Linked DNA regions of Homo sapiens: region 2 is linked to region 1. Evidence: chromatin loops called from intact Hi-C (ENCODE). Cell type or tissue: PC-3. All regions are shown on one strand. Region 1 overlaps PRTFDC1 (phosphoribosyl transferase domain containing 1). Region 2 overlaps PRTFDC1 (phosphoribosyl transferase domain containing 1).

The links. A loop is a pair of places that touch in the nucleus more often than their neighbours do. Peaks named below come from ENCODE experiments on the same cell type or tissue, not always from the same donor. Only the 100,000 strongest peaks of a DNase experiment are listed, where the experiment ranks them.
Region 2: a loop joins it to region 1, with 2.4 times the contacts of the local background. A loop is called at or near these places in 5 of 110 quality-filtered maps.

The regions. Positions count from the first base shown.
Region 1 is chr10:24,944,046-24,946,545 of GRCh38, reverse strand. The region is part of intron 1 of PRTFDC1 (phosphoribosyl transferase domain containing 1); the gene reads left to right. Among named protein-coding and RNA genes, the nearest start is that of PRTFDC1, 7.3 kb to the left of the region's middle. In PC-3, CTCF peaks have their summits at 1,216 and 1,415; a DNase peak (open chromatin) is centred at 1,455; H3K27ac peaks cover 1,251 bases.
Region 2 is chr10:24,848,509-24,851,008 of GRCh38, reverse strand. It overlaps PRTFDC1 (phosphoribosyl transferase domain containing 1), which reads left to right. Exons shown (of 9, transcript NM_020200.7): 9 at 1,118-2,395. The coding sequence ends at 1,165. Among named protein-coding and RNA genes, the nearest start is that of PRTFDC1, 100 kb to the left of the region's middle. In PC-3, no CTCF peak of the experiment used is centred here; a DNase peak (open chromatin) is centred at 1,308; H3K4me3 peaks cover 1,456 bases; H3K27ac peaks cover 2,500 bases.

The DNA.
Region 1 (2,500 bases):
CATGTCCATGCTCTTAACACACTACTCTGTGTGGCCTCTGGGCTATGGATCCATATTACAGTTTATAGGTTTGTTTCATTTGTGATTTTCTTATCATTTTTTTCCTATTTTTGGCATTCATTTTTGGCACTTTTAGTCTGTTTCCTTTTTTTGGCATTATGCGTCAAACATCATGTATTATACACCATGCAGTGTTCCAGGTATTCTAAGTACATTATCCTTATAATAACCCTATCCATAGGTTTTACTGTGTCTTATTTAAAGCAAGGGGAAACTGGATCTCAGAGACAGTAAGTCATCTCCCTAACATCACAGTAGTAAGTGTCAGAGCCAAACTCTTGAACATGGAGTGGAGAGTATGCTCCAAGATTCAACCAGAACGGGGGCAGTAAAGGATTGATGTGGTTGGAGGAATGGATTCAGAAGACCACTAGTTAATGGTGCCACTGGTGGAGGAGCTCCAGAAAGTGGGGTAGATAGTACATGTGGTCTGGAAGGTGATCCAGAAAGTGCTGTACACCTGGATGATCCCCCTGGGGCCTGGGGCCAGTCAGGGTTCTCCTGGTCTGGTCTTTACTGTGGCCTGCCAGAGGCTCTCCTAGAATCTCCTCATGTACAGCTGGTAGTCTAGACTCTGGCCAGCTGCTGTAGTGTTAGAGGTTATAGCAGGTACAAGGAGTTCTCAGGGTGGCAGCCAGAGGAGCTTGGTGCAAATCCAGCAGTCCCACCGGCCAGTTTGATGGTAGAGGGAGAGCAAACGAGACACTTTTCAAATCAAATATGCAGATTGACCAGGCATGATGGCTCACACTTATAATCCCAGTGTTTTGGGAGGCCAAGGTGGGAGGATCCCTTCAGGCCAGGAGTTTGAGACCAGCCTGGGCAACATAGCCAGACCTCGTCTCTACAAAAGAAATTAAGAAAATAAGCTGAGCGTGGTTGTCCACTCCTTATCTCCAGCTACTTGGGAGGCTGAGGTGGGAGGATCGCTTGAGCCTAAAAGTTCGAGGCTGCAGTGAGCTATGATTGTGGTACTCCACTCAAGCCTAGGCAACAGAGGGAGATTCTGTCTCTTAAAAAATAACATAGATGATATACACCATGTGGCCATCAGTCAGCCAATGGATATGACACATTGGAATCTCCAGAACCTTGAACAGTGGTGCTCTTTATCACAAGGAGACAAACTGAGAATTCAGGTTGGAGTTCAGGTTTTCAGGTAGCCGGAAGATGGAGACTGTGTCATCCATTCATTCATTTAACATTTTTGAGCACTATACCATATTCCAGATCAGCATTCTGGGCACTGAGGGATTCAACAATGAATCAGAAAAAGTCTCCGCCAGAAGGAGCTCATGTTCTGACAGAACACACCCATGCACACACACATCATCCAGTGGTAAAACAGGCTATGAAGGTCAGGGAAGGCGTCTTTGCAGAGGTGACATTGAATGGAGACTTGAAAGAAGTAGAGGACAGCCATGTGGAAATCTGGAGGAAGAGTGTTGCAGGCAAGAGGAGGCGCCAGTGCAAAGCTCAGGAGGCAGGGGTGTGATTGGCAGATCGGAGGACTTGAAAGAGAGCAGCTGCTGAAGCAGAGGGAAGAGGAAGAGTGCCAGGAATGAGTCAGACAAGGTAATCCCTGGTGAGCCACAGTGAGGACTCTGGTCTTTACTTGGAGTAAAGTGATAAGCCCTTGAAAAAAATCTAAGCAGAAGGCTGCCATGATAGGATGTCCTTTGTTTTTTATTTTTATTTTTCGAGAGACAAGGTCTTGCTCTGTCACCCAGGCCGAAGTGCAGTGGCACAGTCATAGCTCACTGCAGCCTCGAACTCCCGGGCTCAAGTGATCCTCCTACCTTGGCCTACTGAGTAGCTCGGACTACAGGCAGACACCACCTTGCCTGGCTAATTTTTTAATTTTTTGCAGAAACAGGATCTTGCTGTGTTGCTCAGGCTGATCTCTAACTCCTCGCCTCAAGAGGTCTTCCCGCCTCAGCCTCTCAAGTGCTGGGATTACAGGCATGAGCCACTGTACCTGGCTGTGATGTGCATTTTTAAAGGAGCATGCCCGCTTCCATGTGGAGGGGCTGCAAAGTGGAAGCAGGGAGGCAAGTGTAGTGGCTCCTGGGACAGTCCTGGGAGAAATCATGGTGGCAATGGACTGGCCTGGGGGTGGGGGAATAGCAGTGGAGGTGCCGAGAGGTAGTCCTGGATAAATTTCGAGGGAGTTGAAGATAGTTTTCTGCTGTGTTGCCTGAGGGCGATGAAAGAAAGGAGTCAGTGACAATTCCAAGGGACAGGAGCCTTCTCAAGGATCCTGCATGGGAGCCTTGGGTAAGACAGAGAGCTACAAGGGGCACCAGGAATTTGGGAAAGAAGATCAGAGGCCGGGGGCAGTCAGCAAGGCCTCCAGGAAGAAGTGGGGTGTGACCTGGGCTTCTGAGTTCGGAATACAGAGGTAGAGGAGGAAAGGGGGAGAGAGGATGAAGGGGTGCAC
Region 2 (2,500 bases), 96 kb after region 1:
AGCTCATAACTCTTCCCTCTTTGGGGGAAATGATCTCACCACACAGACGTGGACCCCCAGTGTGGACCCCAGCTGTGTGACCCTGACCAACACTGCATGATCTAGAGGTAGACAACTTACCCATAGTGGACCAATCAGTCTCTCTGTCCTGGGAATTAGAAATTTAAACCAAAAGTCACAGAGACTGAGTGTGTTCAGACTTCAACCACTAGGATAGCAGTGCCCCCAGAGAGTATCCATAGCACCATGGGTGAAAGTCTCTGGAGCTGCCCTTGTTCCTGCCTTCTAGTTGCTTCATTGCCCAGCTCATCCTTGGATTCTGAGAGCTACCCCAGTATTCCACCAATAAATTCCCCCTCCCCCCTCTTTAAAGACACAGGGTCTCACTCCACAGTCTCACCTAGGCTAGAGTGCAGTGACGCAATCATAGCTCACTGCAGCCTTGAACTCCCAGGCTCAAGCGATCCTCCCGCCTCAGCCTCCTGAGTAGCTGGGACTACAGGCACACGCCACTATGCCTAGCTAATATTTTTACTTGCTGTAGAGATGGGGTCTTCGTATGCTGTCCAGGCTGGTCTTGAACTCCTGGCTTCAAATCATGCTCCCACCTCAGCCTCCCAAAGTACTGGGATTACAGACAGGGGCCACTGAGCCCATCCAAATCCTCCTTTTTTGCTTACATTAGCCTGGCCCCATTTCTGTTGCTTTCAATCAAAATATTCCTAACCCTTTGCTTGTTGCCCAAAAAGGGTTGAATAAGAGCCCATGTTGTGCTTGCCACTGTTATTTCTCCATTCACCCAAGCAGTTGTCATCTTACCAGTAGGAGACTTCTGTTTCTAGCAGGGCTAAACATACAGCTCCCTCAGCATTTCTGGGTTTTAGGGACCTGGGGAGCCGGATTCAGAATAGGAATCTCCAAACTAAACCACAAAGGACCTTTTGTCAAGCACTTGAATGGGTCTCTTTAGATTTTACCCACACATATAAATACACACATTTCTATTTAAATGATCAATAGCCAATTACAGGATGGCATTCGGTTATTACTGCATCACCTTTTCTGTGTCTCATATTTTGTTAAGAAACTGATGCGTTTAAATCCTTTATTGTTTCAGCACATATGCGTCATCAATGAGCACGGTAAAGAAAAATATCGAGTCTAAAGACATGAATTCTCACCACTAAAGTCCCAGATAGCATCATATTTACGCCTGTACTTGGGAAGCCAGCTGTCAAGTTTGTCCCCCCAGGCATCTTCACTCAGCAGGATATAAAAGAAAAAAATGTTCAAATGAGAGAGCTTTCTTTTCTGAGGTTAATATAAAGAGTATCAAAGGTTCCTAAGGAAAAGAAAGCAGTGCTTTTATTTGACTTGTTCCAAATTAAACACTCCGCCTTGTGACTCAGCAATGCTATCTACCTTCACACTCCTGAGCTCCGCCTTCCTTTGTTTTGATACAGTCATTATATTTGATTAGTATTCCCAGGAATACCCCCACCTAGTTACTCAAATATTTTTCACTTAACTTTTTATACTCTTATTTTGGTAATAAGCTTACAATATTAAGAAGCTGGGGACTTTTTTTTAACTGAAGACTTGAGTCCCCTATACCGGGAATGCAGCTATTAATAGATTCCCATATTTTAAAAGGAGGGAAAGGACAATTTAATATAAATTTCTGTTTGTGCATTTCTGACAGGCCATTATTATCTGCTTTGACAAAGCCTTTCTGAAACGCAGTGTACAATGAATCTTAATGATGTTATGAAACGAGCTTTGCTCGGGGCTCTTGATTGGAGCTTCCGGTATGTGATGACGGTATGTCATGTATGCATGGATGTACTCAACTGTGTTTAATACTCTGAATTTTAATTAGAAAAAAATACAATAGCAGCAAGGCCCTGGTTTCTAAGCTGTATCCTTTTATTCATGTGGGACATGAGCAAATGGCAGAATTAGGGGCGAGTGCTTTCAATGCTCGAAACTAAGCAAGTATAAATTTTTCCTCTTATTTGCATGAAAGGACAAGACACTGTTATGCCCTGTCCTAAATGTGAAGACAGAGGTTGAATTTTTTAAAAAATATCTTTAAAAGACTGATCACAAAATCCAAGGTGCTACAGGAAACAAGCACACTCAAGAAAGTTTTTTTCTGAATAACATTTTTTTCCAATTTCTCCGTTTTATAAGACATTTCCTAATTTATGGGGATTTTAATTGAAAATAAACTTGAGTCCCAATAGAGCTGTTTTTTTCTCACTTCCTACAAAATGCAAATGCAAAATAAATAACTAAGCAGCTTTTGTTTGGTTCTGAACCGTATGTGGCGTATTGTTATTAGGTTCTAGCTTCCTTTAAACTAATAAAGAATAAGAAAACTTGTTATGTTTTATCACTTCTTACTGTTTTTCTTCCGCCTCCATATTTTTTAAATACTTTCAGACATTAACATGTATGTGAGTCAGTAGCTTAAATATACGACTGCATGTATCTATCC